Regions from separate parts of the Mus musculus genome. Here region 2 is linked to region 1. A link is a loop called in an ENCODE intact Hi-C map of the cell type or tissue named here. Cell type or tissue: heart. All regions are shown on one strand.

What was found. Peaks named below come from ENCODE experiments on the same cell type or tissue, not always from the same donor. Only the 100,000 strongest peaks of a DNase experiment are listed, where the experiment ranks them.
Region 2: a loop joins it to region 1, with 6 times the contacts of the local background. A loop is called at or near these places in 34 of 42 quality-filtered maps.

Annotation. Positions count from the first base shown.
Region 1 is chr19:24,618,878-24,626,877 of GRCm38, reverse strand. No RefSeq gene overlaps it. Among named protein-coding and RNA genes, the nearest start is that of Tmem252, 51 kb to the left of the region's middle. In heart, a CTCF peak has its summit at 4,864 (motif pointing left); a DNase peak (open chromatin) is centred at 4,857.
Region 2 is chr19:24,867,747-24,875,746 of GRCm38, reverse strand. It overlaps the pseudogene Gm10053. Among named protein-coding and RNA genes, the nearest start is that of Pgm5, 9.9 kb to the right of the region's middle. In heart, a CTCF peak has its summit at 4,248; no DNase peak of the experiment used is centred here; H3K4me3 peaks cover 527 bases; H3K27ac peaks cover 219 bases; H3K27me3 peaks cover 1,119 bases.

The DNA of each region.
Region 1 (8,000 bases):
GCTTTTCCTTAGTAGTCTATATACTTCGACACTGGCTCTTCTCAAAGTTTGCAGCACAATGTATTGCCCCTCTTAACACAACCCTCCACTTCCATCAGCTTCATAATATCCTGGGTATGTCTCCCCCGGAGCACCAGTCCCCTGCTCCAGGGGCTTAGTGGGCTATCTATGCCCCACACCAAGCTAGGAGAGCCCTTCCTTGGTATTTCTTCTGCCTTAGACAGGATTCCTCCATTTCTTAGACCCCACATATTTTTCTGGCATGACTTACTCAGTTCATTATAATTATAGTGCTGCCCAGGAAGTGTTGAGAGGACTAAAATGTTATAAAGCCGGTCATGTTCGGCATGCGCACTTTATAGACACTTTGGCTGGGTAGAGACTTTTCCTTGTGATTGTTAGTGGAATATAGATTTCCCCTAACTATTTATTGTATAGCCATTCACTCTTAGACATCTATTTCCCAAGGTCACTTTTCAGAAGCCTGATGCTGCTATGATTCCTGGTTCATTTTCTACTTTAAACACTGTGTTTCTAGGATGTTCTCTTTATCCTTTTGCGGGGGAAAATGCTCTAAACATCAACAATACATTTGATGCATTTAATGCTTTATATGCAGTTATCTTGATGTTCATTTTGTTTTGTTCTGTCTTGTTTGAGACAGGCTTTCTCTGTGTAGCCCTGGGTGACCTGGAACTCACTCAGTAGACTAGGCTAGCCCTGAACTCACAGAGATCCACCTGCCTCTGCCTCCCAAGTGCCAGGTTTAAAGGGTTTAAATATGAAGTGAAAATTGCTTTTTCTCTTTTCGAAGAAACAAAGGTGGTGCTTGAGCATGGAACTTGTCATGTGTAGGGACCACCCACAAAGCTCGTCAACATTGTTCGTACTGGTTACACATTTCTCCTGAGTTGTTGGCTCTGAGAATCATGGACACTCAAGGCCTTGGCTCTGGAGAGTCTAACTCATTCTAACTCCGGACTTCTGTGTTCAGCACAGTGGAAAGGGGAGATTCGGAGAATACAGCATGAGGCTGGCCATGTTTTAATTGGAAATATGAATGGAAATCAAGAAGGCTGGGGAGCAATTTGTGTCTACGTGTGGCAGAGGACTTCTGGGGTCACATACAGCCATGTCTGCACTCAGGAAAGAGAGTGAGGAGGAAGGGCTGAAAGGGGGGAGGTGAACTTCAGAGAGAAAGATTTACCAAGATGAGGCCCAAGGAGCAGAAACATAAACTTTACTTTCTGATCATCTTCATTCAAATGCTGAGCTTGTGGTCGCGTGGTCTCCATCAGGTTGCTGAAGGACCCATACCTCAGTCTTCTCTTTTGCAAAATGGGAATGGTAACCTTGAAGATTATTTTATGTGTTAAAGGTTACTTAAAATAGAAATGAAACCGTCTCTGGAACCCTGTACGTGCTGAAGATGAGATAGTAATTTCCAGAGAGCTCTAATATTCTGAAGAACTTTCCAACATGTATTGCCATACAGATTGCTAGACAGTTCTTAGATCAGAGATTTGATTCATGATGGTAGCGGCTGTGGTACCAGTATGACTATGGAGCAGTTCCAAGGAGCCTGAGAGGCCTGTGGAGGCTACAAGGGGGGATGCGGGGTGGGGGGTGGATGCTGAGGAGGAGTCTCCAGAGCCCAAAGTATCTCTGGAACAACTCGAAAGAAAGAAAAAAAGAAAGAAAGAAAGAAAGAAAGAAAGAAAGAAAGAAAGAAAGAAAGAAAGAAAGGAAGGAAGGAAGGAAGGAAGGAAAAAAGAAAGAAAGAAAGAAAGAAAGAAAGAAAGAAAGAAAGAAAGAAAGAAAGAAAGAGAGAGAGAGAGGGGGGGAGGGAGGGAGGGAGAGAAAGGAAGAAAGGAAGAAAGAAAGAAAAAGGAAGAGAGCAAAAGAAAGAGAAAAGAGAAGAGAGGAGAGGAGAGGAGAGGAGAGGAGAGGAGAGGAGAGGAGAGGAGAGGAGAGGAGAGGAGAGGAGAGGAGAGGAGAGGAGGGGAGAAGAAAAAAAAGAGAAGAAAAGAAAAGAGAATAAAGAAAACGGAAAGGAGAGGAGAGGAGAGGAGAGGTGAGGCGAGGCAAGGCAAAGCAAGACAAGAAGAAAAGCAGATGTTCTGGGAAGATGCTTTTAAAAAGCGGTCCCATGAAATTGGAAGGAAATATGTCAGAACAGAGCCATTTACATGGTTGAGAGTGGCTAAACCAGGGATGTGGTTGTGATAGATAGGTATAGGAACAGCAGACAAAGGAGCATGCCATTGCTAAGGTTGGTCCTTGGCCCACTGGGAGGTGTGAACCAGTGCACCTGGCCTGCAGCCAGAGAGCTAAGGGTGGCTGGGGCAGCTGGAACTGAGGGCAGAGAGCTGTGCATCAGCCTGGAGCTCATGAGGGCAGATCCTGCCCTCTTAACGCCCTGCACAGTCACAAGATCACCTTGACTCTGGACAACAATGGAATATCTGAGACGAGTCTCAGCAATAATCCAGCTTTTATGGTGTTTCAGAAACCAGAAACATTGAACCAGACCAATGACTCCTTGCAATAGGTATTGACCTGTTTGGGCCAAAAATACACTGGGTGACACACTGCAGTTTGCAATGCCACTTTGATGAATAGGTGTGTGATGGAGCCATGGGATGATGGCAGAACTAGAGACCTGCAGTGATGGGTACGAGAGCACAGGAGTGGAGGACTGGGAGCACAGGAGTGGAGGACTGGGAGCACAGCTGTGGAGGACCGAGAGCGCAAGAGCGCAGCTGCAGTGGACTGGGAAACATGCTGTTTCCGATTAGGGCTGGCAGAGTGGTATGCAGTAGCCTGAATGTGAAGCCCAGCTGCACAGTCACCCTGTCTCTGAGCATCAATAGGATGTCTAAGATGGAGACCATTCACTTTTCTGGATTGGGCTTACTCAGAAAGACTTCCATGGTCCATGCTGTCACTGGAGACCATATTGGTGTCTGTGGTTTGTGCTACTGCTGGAGGCCATTAGTGTTCATGGTCCATGTTACAACCAGAGGACAAATTGTTGTCTGTGGTCTATGCTGCCATCTAAGACGAGGCTGATGTTTGTGGATCTTATTACCACCAGAGAACTCATAGATATCTGTGGATCATGCTGCCATCTGAGGCCATGTTGATGTACACGGTCTGTGCTCCCACTGGAGGCTGTGTAGATGTCCGTTTTCTGTATGGCTGCCTGAGACCGTACTGAAGTATGTGGTCTGTGGAACGCCACTGAAATCTAGGAGGAAGTCCACGATCCTGGCTGCTGTTGGCTGCTGTGGGCAGGAAGCATCTTCTGTAGTGGAATAAATGACTGCAGACTCAGAGTTGAGAAGGAGAGACATTGAAGGGTTCTGTGACAACCCCTTCACCCCCCAAACCCTGACCAAACCAGTCTAGACAGGAAGCCATTGAAGAGACTCCCTAAAAAGTATGATCAAGATGCTTAAGTGTAGCTCTTCAGAGAAGATGGCCTACGGAGGAAGTGAAGAGGGGGGCAGGCTCAGTTATCTTTAAGGGGTTGGCCACTGGGAGCTTGACCAAGCTCCAAGAAGGCAGACCTAGGAGGAGTGGGAAGCAAGGGTGATCATGGTGCAGTGTGTGAAGTTTCTAAATAATCAATAAATATATTATGTTGGGGGAAAAAAGGAAGTTCTTAAATGGAAAGTTGAGACATGTGACAAGACTGTTACAGATGGAGTTTGAAGGGCTGGGGAGATGGCTCTGCTAGTTGAGTGTTGTGCCATGCAAGCATAGAGACCTGCGTTTGGTTCCCAGCACACACATTAAAAAGCCAAGTGCTGTAGGCTCAGTGGTGGGGAGGCGGGGACCTGAGAACCCCTGGTGCTCGCTGGTTGGTCAGTGTAGCTAAACCAACCTGTGGCCTCCACATGCATATGCACAAATACAAACGCATGCGTACAAACGATGAATAATTTAAAAATATTAAATGGAGCTTGACCTTGAGGAAAAGAATAGTTGAAGTTTCATAGTTGCTTTTCTTCATTCAATAATAAGAAAGACCAGCCGGGTGTGGTGGCGCACGCCTTTAATCCTAGCACTTGAGAGGCAGAGGAAGGTGGATTTCTGAGTTCGAGGCCAGCCTGATCTACAAAGTGAGTTCCAGGACAGCCAGGGCTATACAGAGAAACCCTGTCTCGGAAAAAAGAAAGAACATGTGTGTGTGTGTGTGTGTGTGTGTGTGTGTGTGTGTGTGTGTATGGCCTGAATCCATGCATATGGCAAAAAGTAGAGGAAGGTGGCTGGCTTGAATTCAGAATAAATAAAGAAATAATGGCTTAAGGGCACTGCAGCCCTTCCAGAGGATGGGGGCATTTCCCGAGCATGTCCATAATAACTGTAACTCCAGTTCCAGGGGGTCTGACACCTCCTCCTGGCCTCCGTGGGCAGCCGTCACACACATGTGACACAGACATTCATGCAGGCAAAACACCCACACACATTAAAATAAAATAGGGTTTAAATAATAAATACTTAAAACAAATGCCTATTAATTAATTAATTATAAATTAAATTAAATATTATTAAATTAATAATCTATAGATAAATCATATTTATCTTATAAATTTATAATGTATAAATAAACAAAATAAATTAACTTTAAATTAATTAAATCAAAAATATTTCATTAAACTAATAATGAATTATTATTTAAATTTGGATATAAATAATATTTAAAATAAATGAATGATAAATAATAAATATCTAATATTTTATATGTGTAGGTGTTTTGCGTGTGTAGACACATATCTATTATTCTTTTGTTTTTCAAACGTGACCTCTCCCATTCCTCAAGCCTGTTGTGGCGTGGTGGTGCGCCCTCTGGTGGTTCAAGGTTTAAATAGCTCCACCTGCCCCAGTAGTGACTGTTCTGGTAGAAACCAATCTCAATTAAAATAAGAAACCTCAATTTGGAGGTGTGTCCTGGATATGCCAAGTCAGGGTGATTTCCAGGAATTTTTAAGGTATTTCTGGTTTGCATGAGCGTGTGTGATTTGCATATATGTTTTCAAGGACATATTCTAGCCACCTGTGCCTTGGGTTGATCTGTGTGGCTTGAAATAAAGCCGGTTAGAGGAGACAGTGTGAAGTGGACAAAATGGGTTTCTGGCAAGCGGCCCGTCCTGTTTTTGTGCTAAAACACCAACCAAAGGTAACTAGTAAAACCTAGTTAGTAACCTAGTTAGTAAAACCAACCAAAGTTGCTAGTTAGAGTCAGGAAAGGAAGAAGTTAAGGGTGCGTCTTATTTTTTTTTTTTTTTTATTTATTTATTTATTTTTTGGCCCTGGCATCTGGGTACACAATGGTATTGTTCACTGATTTGAATTCTACAGCAGGCAAGGGTTTGTGGGAGCTGTGAAGAGTCCAGTTTATGATATGCTTGTCCTAAACCAGTGGTCCTCCACCTTCCTAATGCTGTGACCCTTTAATACAGTTCCTCACGTTATGCGTGACTTCTAACCATAAAACTATTTTTGTTGCTACTTCATAACTGTAAGGTTTCTGCTGTAGGAATCATAATGTAAATATCCGTGCTTTCTGGTGGTCTCAGGTGACCCTGAGAAAGGGTCATTCGACCCACAGGTTGAAACCTGCTGTTGAGATGACTGTGTGGAGAAGTCAGCCTGTGAGCTCGCTGAGTCTCCGTCTGAAGTTCTTTCTGCTGCAGTGTGGATGTTTGTCCTCCACACGGATCTTAAACTTGCGGATGGCAGAGAGTGGGTGCTGGCAGGGACCTTTAGTCATGGCTGCGCTGTTCTGGCCTAAATGGTTTGGCTGGGGCATCTCTTTTGATGATGGTATATAAGGAATAATGCATGAAAGAAATCCAGTATTCCCCTTCCAGAAAGCATCCCCACACCATGCTAATGTTATTCTTGATGCATCAATGCAAGGGCTCTCGATGCATGCTAAGCCAGATGTTTTCCTTTTTTTTTAACAATCTAGTCATTGTGTGTCTTCTCCAGAATCACTTCTTATAACACAAAGGGAAGGTTTAGAATGAAGAAGGCAAAATGGCAGGCACCATTAGTATCTGCTACAGACTATTTACTGGGGGCCAGGGGATTCCCTCGGACTCCGAGTAAAGAGCTCAACTCAAAATCAGTTAATGTCCCCACTAACGGGGCTCAGTGGCAGGGGTTGCTCCTTAGGTGCTATACCAATGAGGACACAATTTGTACATATTAGAACCTTATCAGGAGTGAACACTAAACAACCCCCCAGCCAGGAAAATGCTAGCAACATGCTAGCTTACGTGCTTTGAACATAACATCTTCAAAGGCACGAGCGGGACACCAGAAGTAGATAATGAAGCCTATTGCTGGAGACACTGCATGCTTTAAATGAGATCACAGAAATGGAGCTGAGGCTGAAAGTCCCCTATTGGCAAGTTTCCATACTGCTGGACAGTACTATGTAGGCTGCTGGGAGGGGAAAGTCAGCAGTAATCTCTCTCAGCTATGGGCCCTGTCTTAGTTAGGGTTTTACTGCTGTGAACAGACACCATGACCAAGGCAACTCTTATAAAGGACATTTAACTGGGGCTGGCTTACAGGTTCACAGGTTCAGTCCATTATTGTCAAGGCAGGAGCATGGCAGCATCCAGGCAGGCATGATGCAGGAGGAGCTGAGAGTTCTACATCTTCATCTGAAGGCTGCTAGGAGAAGACTCTTTGAGAGAGCTAAGATGAGGGTATTAAAGCCCCACCCACAGTGACACACCCACTCCAACAAGGCCACACCCTGGGTCAAGCAAATACAAACCATCACAGACTCTGCAGGTGCAATTCTGACCCGTCAGGCAAAGTATGCTCACCGGGTCAATAGTGAAAAGAATGTTTTGGGGCTAAATAAGCACTATCCAGTTTGATCTGTGGTCTGCTCTGTGGGATGGGCTAGGTCTGCAAACCTGTTCAAAGCCTGTGGCTGGCAGGGTCCCAGGCCTGAGGGATGTACTGCCGATGTGTTGATAGATGGAAATGTAGCCAAATTGCCTCCCAGATGAGTGTGTTTACTCCTGTAGATAGTGCCACTGTCAGCTTCGACCAGAGACGCTTTTGTAGTGCAGAGAGCAACGAAGAATGCAGCCTCACAATGGTCAAAGTGCTGAGAATACATTGAGTGCTCAGCCCTGAACAAGACGTCTATGTCACACACACACACACACACACACACACACACACACACACACTACACTAAGGTTGGGAATGTGGCAGAACATGGAGAGGAAGATAGGGAAAGCATAAGAATGTGGAGAAGGAGTGCTATGAAACCCTCTCTTTCTGGGTGTAGTACGCCATCATAATTGTAAACACACAGCAACTACACCTACTGGCACAAGACCTACAACCCCACAAGAAGACACAGGCATTGGGGGTACTCGTTGGAAAGAAGAAAGAAATCCGCAAGAGTAGGAAGGAGTGAGATTGGGCAGTGGGGGTTGGATAAGATTACAACACATTCTTCATGCACATGTAGTTGTCAACAGTAAAAGACAATGGTGATGGGTTGTCCTGAAGAAGAGGAGACCGAGGAAGCAGGGTAGCTGAGGAGAAGTACCTGACCCCAGTACAGAGCAGCATTGGACAGGTTAGTAAAACTTAGATCTGTCCAGTAATGCATTCGTAGTGACATTAAATTCCCAAATAGGATTACTGCACAGTGTCTTTGTTCTACAGAGAAACTTGCCACGCTGGGAATCCCAATATCTGTGGTCTATCTATCTCCAGTCTCTTCAAGCAATAATGGAGCTGCTAAGCATCTCCACATACATGTACACACAAACAAATATATTAAAATGTGTTCATTGCTAAGTGTACGTACTCTGTAATGTTTTGGATTATACATATCATAATTACATCACAAAAGTTAAGAATAAAAAGGAAAGGCACAGCTATCCAACCTACACACAAGCAGGGGAGTGTCTAACCACTGAAAACCTATCCATTGTTTCTTTCTTAAGGTC
Region 2 (8,000 bases), 250 kb before region 1:
TTCGTTCCGGGCTGGTCAACACCACGAACGTTCGGACTCGAAGACAGACGTCCCGCGCTCTAGCCCAAGGACACGCCGGCCCGCGCCTATGTACCGGTGTCGGTGCAACCACACTTGTTCCCAATTATTATGTATTTTGTTACTGCAAAGTTATGGTGAACTCACCCAGAACCTCAAAGCCAAGGAGTACATCACTTACACGTTCTCTCCTCTTGGTATCTTATATTTAACATTGAAAGTAAGAGTTCTTTGTACAAAAAGAAGTACCATGTGACATATTTGAAAGATAGGTCTGGTAACGTGCTCAAAGACACGTTCTTTTTATCTCCCATGTACATACAAACAGTGTACATTTCAATTAAGGATTACAAGAGCCAAGCTGCCTTTCTGTGGGGCTTGGCTTTGATTTATTACCCACATCTGTGTAGAAGGATTAAGACCAGGACGCTCTCTGATAAGTGACTGAACTACGTTTCCCCCACTTAGCTAAGAAACCTCCCGTAGTCTGAAGCTGAGATAACGCCGTATTTTAAAGAGGAGGTCTCTTCTATGGGCCAATCTGATTTTGAGCAGCAACACATCTTAGAGGAGGCTCTTCCCTTGGAGGAATCTGACCTGGCTCTTTTGGTAGAACTCCATAGAAAAAAAATGAAAGCCAAAGGGAGGAGAGAAGATAGGGGGGTGAGTGAGGGGGCAGGAAAGAGGAGAGAGGAGGAGGAGGAGGGGAGGAAGAGGAGGAGGAGGGAGGAGGAGGGAGGAAGAGGAGGAAGAGGAGGAGGGAGGAAGAGGAGGAAGAGGAGGAGGATTATGTCATGTAAAGCCCCACACCACACAATCAGCCCTTTTCACTTCTACAGAGATGTGAGCATATTTAAGGACACATATGGCACTTATTGGAGAGGTTGCCTATGGATCAGCGTGGAGAAGGGCAGAGAGAACAGTGGAGGGCTTTGCACAGCTAATGATTGTGCTATGAGATACAGAATGAATTTTTAGAAAAGAAAGGCATTGCCTGTTTCTTTTTTATTAAAAATTGCAATTAAATGTTTTTATTGATATTGTGTGTGTGAGGGGGGAGTGTAGGAATATGGAGGTCAGAGGACAACTCGTGGAAGTCATTTTGTGGGCTTTTGGGAATCTAAATCAGGTGGCCAGTCTTGGCAGCAAGTGCCTTTATCTGCTAGCCCCTGGTTCTTTATGTTTCTGTAAAATCAGTCTGGCACAAAAGCAGACAATTACTGAGCACAACAGCCCCATGCAACCATAGGTTTTGAGGAACTTTTTAGGGAAGTCTAAGGAGGCTTCCTGAGGGATCAGGGGCTGTGGTTCAGTCAAATGTCAGAACTAGATCCCTGACTGTAGCAGAGCCTAGGAACCCGTGTGTGTGTGTGTGTGTGTGTGTGTGTGTGTGTGTGTGTGTGTGTGTGTGTGTATACGATCACAGAAACCGTGCTCACCTGAGATGGGTCCTAAGGCTGATTCCCCTTGAGCTTTGTTTGAGGGCTACACTCCAGGTTACTTTTATAATTAATATTTCTGGAAAGTCCCCAGATGGTTCTAGCCAAGTCAGAGCTGACTCCTCTGGACTAAGGACTTGATAAATCTGTGCAAATGAATCAACCGGATCTTGTTTAAATGCATTGTCAGGGCTGGAGTTAAGCTCACCAGTTAAGTGCACTGGCTGTTCTTCTAGAGGGCCTTGGCTTGGTTCCCAGCAACCATGTGGTGACTCTCAGCTATGGGTAACTCTCGTTCCAGAGGATCTGACACCTTCTTCTGGTCTCTGAGAGCATCACACACATGTGCAGACATACATGCACAAATACAAATAAGCAAACAAGTAAATAAAACAAAAAAGGCAAAAGCAGATGGAGTGGGCCTATATGGGCCTGGGTGGCTCTCTCTCTCTGTGTGTGCATGTGTGTGTGTTTGTGTGTGTATGTATGTTTAACACACTTCTAGAATCTGCTACTGCCCTTGGACATTTGGAGACACTGGCAGGTGGCAAACTGGATCTCAGGGGGCAGGAGTCCTGTTTTTCTGGCTGCCTTTTCTTCTCTTCTCTTCTCTTCTCTTTTTTCTTTCTTTATTTTTCTTCCTCTCTATCTCTTCCTTCCTTCCTTCCTTTTAATTATATATATTTTATTAGATATCTTCTTTATTTACAATGAGGAAATGTTATCCTCTTTCCTCATTTCCCCTCTGAAACCCCCCATCCCATCTCCCCCCCTCCACTCACTAACCCACCAATTCCCGCTTCCCTGTCCAGGCATTCCCTTACACTGGGACATCATCGATCCTTTACAGGACCAAGGGCCTCTCCTCTCATTGATGTCCCACAAGGCCATCCTCTGCTACTTATGCAGCTGGATCCATGAGTCCCTCCTTGTGTACTCTTTGGTTGGTGGTTTAGTTCCTAAGAGATCTGGGGGTCTGGTTGGTTCATATTGTTCCTCCTATGGGGCTGCAAACCCCTTCAGCTCCTTGGGTCCTTTCTCTAGCTCCTACATTGGGGACCCTGTGCTCCGTCCAATGGATGGCTGTGAGCATCCACTTCTGTATTTGTCAGGCACCGGCAGAGCCTTTCAGGAGACAGCTATATCAGGCTCCTGTCAGCAAGCACTTGTTGGCATCCACAATAGTGTCTGGGTTTGGTAACTGGATATGGGATGGATCCCCAGGTGGGACAGTCTCTGGATGGCCTTTCCTTCAGTTTCTGCTCCAAACTTTTTCTCAGTATCTCCTACCATGGGTATTTTTTATCCCCCTTCTAAGAAGGACCGAAGTATCCACTCTTTGATCTTCCTTCTTCTTGAGCTTCATGTGGCCTATGAATTGTATCTGTGAATTTTGAATTTGAGAAGGGGTGTGCTATGGTTTGGGTAAGCGTCCCTGTAGTCCCTAGGGCTAAAGGCTTGAGTATAGGCACCAACCTTAGGGTAGGAATTGGTAGGCGGAGGCTAGCTCAGTGAGGGTAAGTTCTAGAGGGGATCAGGGACCTTCCCCTTTCCTGTTTCTTAGTTTTCCACCATGACATGGACAGGCCTTCTCTGCCACATGCTCCCACCATGACAGGCTGGCTTATCACTAGACCAAAGCAATAAGGCCAAGAGAACATGGGTAAAACTTCTAGCCCTGTGAACCAAAATAAGCATTCTGTCATGTTGGTTACCTTAGACAACTAGTGATGTCTGAAGAGCTGACAGACACAGGCTGTCTGGTAGACACAGGTGGGAAGGGTGTAGGGCCACTGGCAGTGTAGCTAGGCTCTGAATCCCAAGACCACTATTCATGACACAAAATGAACAATAAAACGTATTGGAATTTAGCAAGAATGCACGTTCTTCTCTTTGATTTGAGTTATGAAAAAAGCTCCTCCAAGGCAAATCGAAGCCAGAGTCAGTCGCAGTTGCATTTCAACAAGGATCCCATTAAAGGAAGGACTTAAACTTCTGCCTTTCATATAGCAAAGGACTAATATTTCTATTGTTAACTGTGGGGTCCAGGAGTTGAAAGGCGATAGTGACTGAATCTTCCCCACTTTGGCTGGCTTAGAGTCAGGGCCTGGGACGGACAGGTGGCTTAAAGGAACCGCTCCTGGGCAAGGCTGCCATCTGCAGAGAGGGTGGAGATCTGTTTTATGTTAACCTTAAAGGGGAGAGGGAGGGGGAGGTGGAGGTAGAGGTGGAGGTGGAGGGGGAGAGAGGGAGAGGGAGAGGGAGAGGGAGAGGGAGAGGGAGAGGGAGAGGGAGAGGGAGAACAAAGAGAAGATGGGGAGGCCAGAGGTCAGTGCTGCTCCCTGTGGGAAAGATTCTGCAGTAGTCATGTGTGCCTTTAAGGGCAAAGTTTCTTTGTAATATGTCCCTTTTAATCAGAAGACTCTGAAAATAAACTAGTTATGAATCAAAAAGGCAGCTCCTAAAGTCTGGGCTTGTTTTGAGTTTTGTGGGGTGCCTTGATTGCAAAGAAGCAATGCTTCATTTCTTGCTCCAGATATAAGGCAGGATTCCCTAGGCTATCATTTCAGATGTCAGGAACCTTGAATGGAACAAACAAACAAACAAACTTTTCTCTACACAGGGTTTCTCCCCATTGTTTAGTAGAGCCTGGTCTAATATTTCCTCCTTAATATATCCTAGAATCCGTGTTTCTCTCAAGTGATGACAAACCAATCATACAGCCTTCCTGTCACTGTTGTCACAGGAAGATCTGCAGATCTTCGCGGACACGCGTCTGCTGCATTTCTTGGCTCCTCCTTTAGGTGGCGCTGTTTGACCATTTTCTCCACTGGTGCCTCAGTACTTGGGACCACATTCAGAAGAGGAGATTGACCCCCGTTGTTGATAAAACCCCACTTTCCCTTTCACAGGATGCTCTCTTTGCACGGAGTACAGCCAGCCGGTGCTCTTTCTGCATTGCAAGCCCGAGACATCTCTCTGTTGCAATAAAAATAAAGACTTCTGAATGACGTACTGCTGCCTGCTCTGTCGTTGCTCTGTCTGAGTCGCCGGGCAGCGGTGGCAGCCTTTAAAAACATAAGTGGATGGATGGTAAAGTGGGATGGGGTGGGGTGATGCGAGGAGATCTGCAAGTCACAGAATGTGGACTGATCGTTGCCATATAAAATAAGCTTGAAGAAGTAGCCTGAAACTGTGCAGGAAAACAGAAAAAGGAGAATTTGCTGTGGGGAGTTATCGGGAGAGGTCATTGTGGGCTGTTCCATGCACAATAACCATAGACTGCTTTTTAAATGTGTGTGTGTGTGTGTGTGTGTGTGTGTGTGTGCTTGCACAGTTCCATGCAGTTGTTCATATTTTCTTTTACAGTCAGAAAGTTGATTTATCTTCTCTTCTTATGGACTTCCTCCTAAAGTTGGAAGCCCCTTGAAAGCTCCCCTCCCCCGTTTATTTATTTATTTACTATTAACAACCATCTTTTGATTCTAGAGTATTAAAGGACAGTTGAACTTTGGGACTCTGGCTCTGGGTGGGGTTGGCAATGGAAGTACAGCATTTCTCAGGAGCTCACTGCTTGGGGACTTCACTCTTGACATTGTGATTCCTGCCCGGCATGGTGGCAGGTGTTGGCTGTTGTAGCCCTTGGAAAGCTAAAACAGAATTGATAGCCTAAGCTATAGTGACACCCAGTCTCAAACAGGACAACACAAAACTGACCCAAGTGTTAGCTTTTTACTTTTGCACTGTTTATTTCAAAGCAGTAGGCAACTTTGGGCTTGTTGTTAATTGTCTTTCATAGAAGATCAAGCTAAGGGGACAATGTAACTGACAAACTTGCTTCACCCACCCCTGGTGCCAGCGGCCAGCATCCCATGGCACTAGTAATGGGGTTGTACTGATTTGGCACCTACTGAGAGCATATTTGACCCATTATCTTTTCAGAATAAGATGCAATATCTCTTGTGTGGAATGATCTGGAAGGGGCCTGGTGCGCTCAGTTTCCTTCCAACACACGTTTGGTGAGATGAATTAGCCGTTTAAATCAGGAGATTCAGCAATTAGAGTCCATTTTTTTTTAACCCCAGAGAAGAGGAAGATATTTGCAGCTGTTTCAGAGAACGCTAAATCAGAGGCTGGTGGAACGTCGCTCTCCCTGAAGGCTTCCATTCCTCGGCAAGCAATCTGTGGGTTGCACATTGAACTGTGGGAGCATGAAGTGCTTGCTTCCGGGAAGACCTGGTGCCTCAGATGTTAGCCATTAGGTCCCAGATGTGAGATTTTTCAAGTTAAACCGAAGCAGCTCTGGTAGGAAGGCCCCTGTCTGATTATCCGTGCCTTCTGTCTCTGGATAGTCATCTCAGAAAAGCCAGATTTCGGCAGAAAAGTTGTTGTTGTTGAACATCGTGCAGCTGAAATCCTTTAAGAATAATAGAAAACACGGGGTAGGACTGGGTACATCGTGCACTTCAACACGATGTAGAGGCCACGGGCTTCCTAATAATAAGCCAAGATAAACAAAAATCCTCACGTGTGTTGAAAATATTACCTTCTCTTGTTAGATAGAGAGCTGAGCCCAGCCATATATCCTCTCCAGTGGTGACAGATTTTTCTGATTATGATTATAATATCAAAGTCATTAGTCTTACCTTTGGCTCAGGAACAGATATCGCTAATCATCAGTGCTTTCCAAGGTAAGGCCTCACTATCCTGGAGGCTTTCCCTCTACCCTGTCATTTTTTCTCCCCTCCTTTGAGTATAAATATCCTGTTGGCTCTCCAGATGGGCTCCAGGGAATGACACAGCATGTTTAGACATAGGTATGGTTTGGCTTGTAATTCCTGTGTGAACTATATACAAGTTTTCACTCCTCTGGATTCCCCTGGCCTCTGGGATGTTCATATCCAACAGTTGAGTACCATTACAGTAACCTGTAATGTTACTGAATTATTTAGTCAGTGGTGGTGTGGTGTGTGTGTGTGTGTGTGTGTGTGTGTGTGTAGAATGTCTAGAATTTCCTCTGTGTTTTCTTTATGGAACAAAATCATGCCACCCCTGGTTCTGGAGAGAAGGAGGCTCTGAGAGCACTGGCTGCTCTTCTAGAGAACTGCAGCTCAGTTCCCAGCATCCACTTTGTGGTTCACAACCCTCTTTAAGGATAGTCCTAGAGGGAGCTGATGCCTTTTTCTGGCTTCCTAGTGCACTGCACGAATGTGGTGCACAGGCATACATGTATGCAAATAAACACCCATAAAGCGGCCATACCATCAGCAGGGACAGCCATCTCATCCCATCATTTCCCCCCAACCCCCTTCAAGCAGACAGTTGGTTTCTGTGCTGCATCCTCCTGCAGTAGCTCGGGGCTCCCTCCCCCTCTCCTAGCTTTAGAATGGCATCACCCATAGTGAGGACACATTCTGAGGAGACATTCTCCCTGCCTCTGTGTCTCTAAAACCCAACACTCCTGCTGATAAGAACTCCAGGTGCCTGTCCTCGAGACCTTAGAGAAATAACAAGCTCAAGGGAGACCATGGGAAGAAGGTAAGCGGAGGTCAGGTCGCAGACAGTGCCTAGGGCCATAAAATTAGTCCCTGAACAGACTCCCATTAACCCCTTCTGCTTCAGTACTGTTCCACCCTCTGCTCCCCTTTTCTGTGAATATCCACACTATTTCTAACTGTACTGTATATAAACCCAATGTTTTCTGGACTCAGGGTCGCTTGCCAAGCATTCACGCAGTGATTTTTTTTTAAAACTTGAAACAATAAAAGACTCTTTTGGGAGTTGCAGTGGACGTCATAATTCTTGGGCTCATCTGGGTTTCTCTGTGGACTCAGGGCACAACAATCACTTTTCCTATATGAATGCCTTTCTGTCCCCTTTCTTTCTTTCTTTCTTTCTTTCTTTCTTTCTTTCTTTCTTTCTTTCTTTCTTTCTTTCCTCCTTCTCTCTCTCCTTCCCTCCCTCCCTCTCCTTCTCTCTTCCCTCTCCCTCCATCCCTTCCTCCTTCCCTCACTTCCTCCCTCCTCTCCCTCCCTTCTTCCTTCCTTTCCCCATTTTCCTTTCCTCCTCCTTCCCCCCATTTCTCTTCCCCTATTGCTCTGATGGGACCTTCCAGTATTTTGTCAGGTAAAAGTGGCAAGAGCAGGCATACTTCTCTTAATTAAATAAAGGGAAAACTTCCAACTCATCCCCATTGAATATGAGGTTACCTATGTGTTTTCCGTATCTTTTTGGTAAGGTATATTTCTTTTCTGCTTAATCTGTGGAGAGTTTTCATCACGGAGGGATGCTAAATCTTTTTTCTGCATGTGTCAAAGCATTCGTATGGTTTTCATCTTTTAGTTCATTGCTTTGTTTGTTGAGCCCCAGGCCTAAGCCCCGCTGGGTCCTGGTGACGTCTCTCGTGCTGTTGAACTTGAGCTGCGACTCTTTGGTTAGGAGTTTTCTCCTCTGTCCTGTCGTTTCCCCTCCTGTGAGTGCCCTCATTTGGCTTTGATGACAGCGTAATGCTGGACACTTTTTACAAGTCTGAGAAAGATTAGT